2 separate regions of the Homo sapiens genome follow, and region 1 is linked to region 2. Evidence: chromatin loops called from intact Hi-C (ENCODE). Cell type or tissue: B cell. All regions are shown on one strand.

Evidence for each region. Peaks named below come from ENCODE experiments on the same cell type or tissue, not always from the same donor. Only the 100,000 strongest peaks of a DNase experiment are listed, where the experiment ranks them.
Region 1: it touches region 2 in a loop (5-fold over the local background); 1 of 110 quality-filtered maps calls a loop at or near these places.

The regions. Positions count from the first base shown.
Region 1 is chr16:10,868,058-10,873,057 of GRCh38, forward strand. It overlaps a transcript of CIITA not described here. Among named protein-coding and RNA genes, the nearest start is that of CIITA, 6.6 kb to the right of the region's middle. RefSeq lists an enhancer at 2,853-4,052. In B cell, a CTCF peak has its summit at 567; DNase peaks (open chromatin) are centred at 694, 2,214, 3,204 and 3,824; H3K4me3 peaks cover 3,297 bases; H3K27ac peaks cover 4,821 bases.
Region 2 is chr16:10,295,614-10,300,613 of GRCh38, forward strand. No RefSeq gene overlaps it. Among named protein-coding and RNA genes, the nearest start is that of ATF7IP2, 88 kb to the right of the region's middle. RefSeq lists an enhancer at 2,175-2,224. In B cell, a CTCF peak has its summit at 2,615; DNase peaks (open chromatin) are centred at 2,018 and 3,058; H3K4me3 peaks cover 2,227 bases; H3K27ac peaks cover 4,586 bases.

The sequences.
Region 1 (5,000 bases), 570 kb after region 2:
AACCTGGTCATAACTTTCTAAAGACGGTGTTTGTTCCATCTCCTTCTGAAATGCAAGTCTTGAGAGAATAACAGTGATTGACATTGATTATTTAGTGTGCCAGAAACAGCCTAAGCGCAATCTAGAACCCTCTTACTTCTCCCTTGACCTTGAGCCCTTTGATCCCCATCCTTATTTAACACTTAAAGAAGAAAACAGACTCTGCCCAGGGGTGACGCAACTTGCCCAGGTCCCCCAGGTGGGAAGCGGTGAAGACTGGATTTGAAGACAGACAAGCTTTGATCTTCAACTTAGCCTTCAGGGCATCAAATGCATTTTGGCGGCCTTATCTTGGGCACCAGGGCAGTGTTGTTTACCAGCTTTCCTGCCAAGACAACATTTCTACAGGGCTGGTTCTTCTTGTGGTCAAATTCTCACCCAAGTGGTTTCCATCGTCTATTGGACTCCTCTTTAATTCTCTTCCTCCTAACAGTCACCTAGGCAAAGGGGCATCTTTACCACCCAAACATTCTCCCTTGGCTTCTCAACAGGGGCGCAGACAGCCAGTGTGGTCTTGATGGTGGCACAGATGCCACCTGGGGGAGAAGCCAGAACCTTCCTCTCTCCCTGGCTGCAGCCCCTCCTGCCCCAGCCACATGTGCCTTCACTGCCGGACACTTCAGCCCCTCCCACCCCCTCTTTCCGAGAGTGCTGGTTCCTGTTATTTAACTCTGTTTCCTCCCTCGGGAGGTAATATATTTATTTCTGATCCCACGTGACTCCAGAAAGTGGAACTGCACTCGGGGCCCAGTGTGGTCTTCGGGGAGCTGGGAGGGGTGCAGGGCAAGTTGCTCTTTTCCTGCTTTCTCTTTCTGCCCTCCAGCCAGCTTCCCTCCAGGGCTGCCAGGCTTGACCTGCGACAGTGGGCAGGTGTGCTGCTGCTGGGCAGCTCTCAGAGGGGAAGAAAGAGGACAGGGCAAGAGAATTGCATGGTTTGTAAACAAAGGGCACTGACTTTCATTTTGATGGGGGTTCGGAAAAGGAAATCATCCATGTGGGGTTTTTGTGACCCTCCCTCTCAACCACTCTATAATGACCTTGGCCCTCTGCTGTGCTAAACGCTGCACTGGCTCCCACGTTACTCAGAGAAAAAGCTAAATCTGGACAATGGCCCACAAGGCCTTTCCTACCTCATCAGCTCCCTGCTCTCATCCCCTACTCCTGTCTGCCTTGTTCATCTACTCCAGCCATGTTGGCACCCTCGCTGTTCCTTAGACACGCTCAGCACACTGTCTGCCTCAGAACCTTTGCACATGCCGTTCCCTCTGCCTGGAGCACTGTTCTCTAAGCATTTTCTTGGTCAACCTCCTAAATTCCTTCTATTCTTTGCACCTTATCAATGAAGCCTGCCCTGACCAAGCCATTTAGAATTGCAACTCCTCCCTCCACACTCTGAGCCCCCTCCCCAGATTGATTTTTTCCCCACTTTTTTTTTTTTTGATACAGAGTCTTGCTCTATCGCCCAGCCTGGAGTGCAGTGGTGAGATCTCAGCTCACTGCAACTTCCATCTCCCAGGTTCATGCAGTTCTCATGCCTCAGCCTCCCAAATAGCTGGGATTACAGGTTTGTGCCACTATGCCTGGCTAATTTTTGTATTTTTAGAGACAGGGTTTCTCCAAGTTGGCCAGGCTGGTCTTGAACTCCTGACATCAAGTGATCCGCCCACCCCACAAAGTACTGGGATAACAGGCATGAGCCACTGCGCCTGGCTCCCCACCTTCTGTATATCTTACTTTTGTATTACGTGTGTGTTGTTTATTGTTTGACCCTCCCACTGGAAAATAAACTCCACATGGACATGGATCTATGTTTTGATCACAATATGTCCCAAATACCTAGCACAGGGCCTGAGCACAGGGTAGGTATGCAATATATATTTGTTGAATGTTCAGTGGATGGATGCGTTGATGAGTGGGTAGATGGATGAATGGATAGTTCATGTAATGCCATTATTCCTACTTTACCAATGAGTAAACTGAGGCACAGAGAAGTTAATGATTTGCCTCTGGTCATGACCTGAGGAGGGAGACTATGGGGTCTCATGAGTCCTGGCCAATTGCAGTACTTCCTGCAAAAAAAAAAAAAAAAAAAAAAAAAAAAGTACTGCTTTAGCTTCCTCTTCTAAACAACCCAAGGGGCTACCGTAAATCTACCCCAAATAGGGTGGCAGTCTTCAAACTGAAACCAGCCTGATGATTCAGAAGTCCCCTTCAGATATTGCAGTGCCTTAGGTGCAATTGTGCAGAAAGCCCAGTTCTGGAGATGGGAGCTTAGGGGTTTCGCTCTGTGCTACACTGAGCAACCTGTGTGCATCCAGCCCCAGGAAAGTTCCAGTGAGTCCCAAGAGTCAAAGTCCTTGCCCTGGAGGAACTCAGGTGCCTCAGTGGGAAGTTAAAGCAAACATTTAGGCAGTCCCTGGTCAACAGTGGGTCACAACATCTGAACAACATCTATCAGAGGCCAAAGAAGGGGGAGCTAGGATGGGTGATGATGGAAAAAGAACCAGGCTGGAGGCTGGACAGCTGGACAGCTCTGGATCTGAAGCCATGTTCTGCTCCTTACGTACCATGTGACCTTGGCCACATGACTAGACCACTCGGAATCTCAGTTTCTTCATCTCTGAAATGGGAGCAATGATACGAATCTCCCAGGGCTCTAGTGAGGGTTAAATGAGATGGTAGGTAGAAACCTTCCAAGGCAGTGCTTGGCATTAGGTCGCACTGTATAAATATCAGACCACTCTGAGTCTAACAGCAAGGAGAATGGAACAGGAAGAAGATAAACCAGGGGTTTGAGGCACCAAGAAAAATAATTACTGCAGTCTGGGGGCCCCAGACAATATCTAGACACCTACCCCATGCAAAATGCAGTGCTGAGTGCTTGGGTACTGTGCATATTTGAGAAACAAATCAATGTGGCCCCTGCCCTCGAGTTGAACTGGCACATGGGCCATGTCCTCAGACAGCCTGAGTGCCTGTCCTGCCTTCCCAATTCCAAGAGGTATGACTTTGAGCACTTCCCGGGCGCCCCGCCTCAGTTTCCCCATCTATAAAGTGGAGATGATAATAGCATTCAGAGTCACTGATCTAAGGGCTCAGGGACACCATTCAGTGTAAGCCCCATACACTCCCTGCAAGAGGAAGCTGGTTCTGACTCAGCCTTGAGGCTGGCGTCTGAGGCAACCACAAGCCCAACGTGCATGGTGGAAAGATGACTGTAAGTGGGGGCAACCTCAGCTGGCCTTGGGTTTGACCATGGAATGCGAGGCACAAAGGGGCCCATTTTGCATACTTTCTCAGAGGCTGTAGGGCACCCCTGCCAGGGTCTTACATTTTATTGATTCCTCTGACTCTACTTTGTTGGTTGTTTTTGTTGTTCTGATTTCATTGCGTGACATTTTTGCCCATGAGGTCTCAGTTCTAGGAATGACAGAACAAAGGCTCCCTCTGGGAAGTCGCCTGATTTATTGGAAAGGGAGGAACACCCCACCCTTAGGGATCGCTAAGCTCCCTTCCTCCAGCTTCCTTCCCCATCTGGCCCTTAGGATGTGAGAAACCAGAGCTGTGACACACCAGAGAGGAGAGAGGCTGTGCCCTCTCACCTTCTGGGCTTCCTTTCCTGAGAACCAGCCCCTGTTCTGATTTTGGGAGTCTCCTTTGCCTCAGGGAGGGGGATGTGTTGGCGAGGAAGACTCGTGCCTTTCATCTTGGACTGCTTCTCTGGCCCTCTACCCCAGGAACCACAGAAGGAGACACACCTGTACCCGGAAGCTGGCATTTCCCCATGGGTTTTCCCAGGCCAGCCTGTTCCAAACACAGCTTGCCCCCAAGCCTGGCACTTCTCCAACCAGTCACGGTTTCTGTTCTCTGTTGCTATGACCTTGAGCAGTTCACCTGCGTTCCTTACTGTCTACTTTCCCATCCACCTACCTGCCTGCCCTCCAACTTTCCTGATCTGTGTACCTACCTTCCTATATCTACTTCTTTTTATTATTATTATCATTATTCTCACCCTGTCTTTTTTTTAATTTTTTTTGGGTGGGGGGGACACAGTCTTGCTTTGTAGCCCAGGCTGGAATGCAGTGGCGTGATCTCAGCTCATTATAACCTCTGCCTCCCAGATTCAAGCAATTCTCCTGCCTCAGCCTCCCGAGTAGCTAGGATTACAGGCGCCTGCCACCATGCCGAGCTAATTTTTATATTTTTAGTAGAGACAGGGTTTCATCATGTTGGCCAGGCTGGTCTCAAACTCCTGACCTCAAGCAATCCACCCATCTCAGCTTCCCAAAATGCTGGGATTATAGGCGTGAGCCACTGTGCCCAGCCTCTCGCCCTGTCTTATGGTGGTAATCTACTTCTCAATTTATCTATTTATATCTACTGTCTACATACTTATACACTTATTTACTCATGTCTACTTATCAGTTAATCCATTTCTCTACCTACCTAATCACCCATATATTTCCCATGTATTTACATGTCAAAGTATTTCCCTGCATTCCTACCAGCTAAGCCCCCTTTACAACAATCCATCAGCAGGTCCAGGTTCTCATACACCCTCCCATGTCCCTCCCTAATTTGGATACATAGCAGTTGTATTCTACTCACCTATCTCCCTATTCACCGATCTCTTTCTCTCCCTTTCTTGCCTCCTTTCTTTCCTTCTCCTGAATCATTTATTTAGCACCTGCTAGAAATTATGGTGGACTCCCCATCCAGTGCTCTTTCACCAAAAAGCATGAGATGAAGAAGGACTTTTAACCTAGTAGGGGAGGAATCTTCATCCATTTGGAACTGGAGGCTGCCTTGATCATTCAAATCTAAAACTCCATTCATTCCTTCAAATGGTCTTAGAATAGTGTATCTTCTATTTTATTATTTTATTTTATTTTTTGAGACAGGGTCTTGCTCTGTCGCCAAGGCTGGAGCACAGTGGCGCAATCACAGCTCACTACAGCCTC
Region 2 (5,000 bases):
GCAGAGATTTGTAGGATATTAATGTTGGTTGGGGATTTGATCCACTGTTTTCTTGAAGTGGGAAGAAAAGATCCCAGGAACACTGCCCAGCTAAGGGTGAGTGAATGTGATGGTAATTTACATGGAAAGGATTAACCAATTCTTCCTGAAGGATGAAACTGATCACCTTTGAGAGGTAGTGTGCCTCAGGGTCTGTTCCCACCCTTCCTCAGTGGCTGGGCTGAAACTACTGCCCCTGGTTCTCAGTTAAACCTTAGGATTCTCAAGTGCAGGGTTTCTCTATCTTTGCCTGAAAGATTGAAACTTTGAGACTGGGCGTGGTGGCTCACACCTATCATTCCAGCACTTTGGGAGGACAAAGTGGGTGGATCACTTGAAGCCAGGAGTTGGAGACCAGGCTGGGCAACATGACAAAACCCCATCTCTACAAAAAATACAAAAATTAGCTGGGCATGGTGGCATGCACCTCTGGCCCCAGCAACTCAGGAGGCTGAGGTGGGAGGATCGCTTGGTCCTGGGAGGTGGAGGTTGCAGTGAGCTAAGATCATGCCACTGCACTCCAGCCCAGGCAACAGAGTGAGACTCTGTCTCCAAAAAAAAAAAAAAAAAAAAATTCAACCTCTAGAAGCAAAGTAGAGAATCTCATTCCTATCCAGCTGGCACTGACTATGTGGGAGTTTGACATTATGTTTAGGGGCTAAAGTTTTTTTATTCCAATAGATCATGTACGAGTTAAGGGATATTATCCATTCGAATAAAACCTTCGCCCTCTGAAAGTTCCCTGAAAATCAACTGACAAAATGTAAATGATAGAAGAAAAGGCATACACGTTTATTAGCATGTGCTGGGGAGGATCGCAGAGTGATGGCCTAATATCCCAAAGGGATACAGATTCTTCTATATCCGACTTCTTAGGGGAGAGGATCATGGAAAAGTGTGAATGATTTTAGGAGAATAGCAAAGGATTTTTATTTTTATTATCATTATTATTTTGAGACAGAGTTTTGCTCTTGTCGCCCAGGCTGGAGTGCACTGGCGCAATCTCCACCTACTACAACCTCCGCCTCCTGGGTTCAAGCAATTCTCCTGCCTCAGCCTCCCGAATAGCTGAGATTACAGGTGCCCACCACCATGCCCAGCTAATTTTTGTATTTTTAGTAGAGACGGGGTTATGCCGTGTTGGGCAGGCTGGTCTCCAACTCCTGACCTCAGGTGATCCACCCGCCTCGGCCTCCCAAAGTGCTGGGATTACAGGCGTGAGCCACAGCTCCCAGCCACAAAGGATTTTTAGGGGAATTCAATGGGCTTAGAGAACACACAGTGGCTCAGAACAAAGTCTGTTGGGTCTGCAGAGCAGAAAATGATTTGTGACAAGTCTGTTCAGGTGTGTTGGCAGACTTCAGTCAGTCTTCCTGCGATGTGAGTTCAGCTAATGAAAACTCAGGGACCGGGGTCATTGTTTTCTTCTTTTTCAGGTCCGGGCTTTAGGTAGATAAGGGAACTTCAGAGAACAACTTCATCCTGTGTTTTGGGAGACACGGAGGACTGAGCGATGAGAAGTAGGTGGGTGAGGTCAGAGAGACCTTAGGTCTTCCTCAGTTCGGCCCATCAGAGTGCCCTATTTTGGGGTATCGGTTTCTGACTCCCAACAATGGTGAAAAAATTGGGCTTGAAGTGGACTGGAAAGTTAGTAAAATTTCTTTAACTGTAGCAGGAGGAGTCATAGACACAACCTCTCAGACACCGGATTGTGGAAGGAAAGAGCTTTATTCTTCTGGGAGCATCGGCAGACTCAAGTCCTAGAAACTGAGCTCCCTGAATAAGTAATTCCTGTCCCTTTTAAGGGCTCACACCTCTAAAGGGACTGCATGAAGAGGGGGTCGTGACCGATTGGGCAAGCGAGGGGTAGGTGACTGACGGCTGCATGCACCAGTAATCACAACGAAACAGAACAGAACAGGGAGTTTCACAACGCTTCCTCATACAGTGTCTAGAATCTATAGATAACTCAAGCAGTGAGGTCAGGGGTTGAATTTTAACTACCAGGCCCGAAATGTGACGCTGGGCTGTCTGACTATGAATTTCACTTCTGCTTATTCTTTTAACTTCTACCTTTTCAGCAAACAAGAAATTAAGTATAAGACAACATGAGGAGTGGTCTCCTTTCTCATGACCACCTCCGCTAGTTCAGAGAAAGGCGCCCACAGTGACTGGGTGACCAAGATATAGTTGCCTCAGACATTTGCATTTCAAAGGGGATAAATCCAAGACCTTTGAAAAAAATGTTTCTGGGTTGTAAATCTGGCAAGAGGCTTACTTGCCTCTGAAGAGATTTATAGACACACCAAAAGATTAAAGTAAGAATTTACGACCACTAGGTTTCTCTCAGGAATACTCTAAGAGGAGGAGGATATGGTCTCTTTTCTTTTGTGGTAACAGGGGAAATTCTTTTTTTTGTTTTTTCTTTTTTCTTTTTTTTTTTCTTCAATTGGTGATACTCAATTGTCCCAAAACTCTTAGAGTGATTAGAACAGAAAAAGTTAAATATATCATTGATTTATTTTTTCGGTCTATTTTTTTCAAAATGCCATTATAAGGGTAACACAATTTTATTGTGAGGAAACTGGGGAAGTAAAGAAAATCATGAGGAAACTCAAAGCCAGCTTTTGAAGTTCATTCTAAAAGGATGAACTCAATTTGGGTCTGCTTGGTAATTATGTAAATGTCCTGTTATAATTGATAATTAACTATTTTGTGTTTTGCATCATCAAAGCCAGCTCGGTATAGTTGAATAAAAGGTACACCAAATGAAATCTCATATCTAGACTAATTTCAAGAGAACCAAAGGAAATTATTATAATTATCATGAACTTTCTAATCACTAGAACAGCATAAAACCTTTCTTTATGTAGCAAAGTACCAATGAGTGGCAGGTGCAAGATAGAGGCTGTCACAAAAGAAAGGGCAGCCTAAGAATGAGAAGTTATAGCTTCTCTTTTCTATTTCTCCTCCCAGAGGTTGAGTTCTGCATGCCCTCCGTCCCCACAATTCTACTTGACATTGCCACTGCCTTCCTCTAACCTGTCTCTGTTTCTTCCTTACATTGCTGGTGGAATGACCATTCCGTCTGACATATCAGATTATTCACTATTTCTTCCTTCTCTGTTACTCATTTGTTGAACAAGTTTACTGAGCATCTATGTGCCAGCCACTAGCCAAAATGCTGTGGCAAGACCTGGCACAGTGGTTCATGCCTATAATCCCAGCATTTTGGAAAGCTGAGGCATGGCCAATTGCTTGAGACCAAGAGTTCACAACCAGTCTGGGCAACATGGCGAAACTCTGTCTCTACAAAAAAATAAACCAGCAAACAAAAAAAGTTAGCCAGGAGTGGTGGCACACACCTGTGGTCCCAGCTACTTGAGAGGCTGGGGTGGGAGGATCACCTGAGACTGGGAGGTCGAGGCTGCAGTGAGCTGAGATCGCACCAGTGCACTCCAGCCTGGGTGACAGAGAAAGACCCTATCTCAAAAACAAAACAAAACAAAGTGCTGGGGCTATAACCATGAAAGTGATAGGAGAGAGCGCTGGTAACAGTACTCTCTTCTTCATTCTCTTCCTCCTGGCCTATCTCCTTCTTCCTCCTTTCCCTAGTTTCACTACTTGGGGCTCCAATATGAAGACCTTTTTGGATGTATTGCATCTTCGTATCTCCAGGGCCCAGCACAATGGCTGTATTTTCGTACATGCTTCTCCAGCATGTATGAAATGAATGAATTCTCTATTGAAATTATTGGCCAGGCGCAGTGGCTCACGCCTGTAATCCCAGCACTTTGGGAGGCCGAGGCAGGCAGATCACCTGAGGTCAGGAGTTCAAGAACAGCCTGGCCATCATGATGAAACCCCATCTCTACTAAAAATACAAAAAAAGTTAGCTGGGTATGGTGGCAGGCACCTGTAATCCCAGCTATTCTGGAGGCTGAGGCAGAAGAATCGCTTATACCTGGGAGGCAGAGGTTGCAGTAAGCCGAGATCGTACCATTGCACTCCAGCCTGGGCAACAAGAGCAAAACTCCATCTCAAAAAAAAAATAAAGAAAGAAAGAAAAATTATTTATTCAGAGTCTGGGTGCTAGAGCTGTTACAGAAGGAATTAAAACACTACTTGGAATCTTTCCATTTTTATCTACATTGTTTTTTCTGCTTATTAAAATATGAGTCAATATCATAATAAAATCATTACAGAAATAAATAAAATAGAAAGTGCAACTCCTCCGCATTTCTAAATTCAAGAGATAACTGCAATTTACAATTTGATGTGTGCTTCTCTAATTTGTTTCTCTTTTTACGTAGCTCTATCTTTCTATATGCACACCTACATAGGTATATTTATATCCTATACATAATTTTAAAACCCAAACAGTATCATAGTAGTCAAATGAATCTTCAACTGCTTTTTTTTCTTTTTTCTATTTGATGATATATCTTGGCTTGGATTGTGCTGAATTTCTTCTAAATATCTCTCCAACTGTAATTGTATGCTTTTGTATCAAGGCCAGAAGCTCACTTATTTTTATTAACTAGTTCTCATTATTATAAAAGAAATACAAAGCTGGGCACGCCTGCTGACTCCTGTAATCCCAGCACTTTGGGAGGCCCAAGTGGGCTGATTACTAGAGGCCGGAAGCTCGAGACCAGCCTGGCAAACATGGCAAAACCTCATCTCTACTAAAAAAATACAAAAATTAGCCGGGCATCGTGGTGCACGCCTTTAGTCCCAGCTACTCTGGAGACTGAGGCATGAGAATCACTCGCATCCAGGAGGCGGACGTTGCAGCGAGCCGAAATGGCGCCACTGCACACTAGCCTGGGCTATAGAGCGAGACTCTGTCTCAAAAAAATAAACAAAAAAACAAAAATTATTTTACAGAAGCTTCTGCATAATCAATAAAATCATCGGGTCTGGAAACTGTGAAATACTTGGTTACCTAACCATAGCGC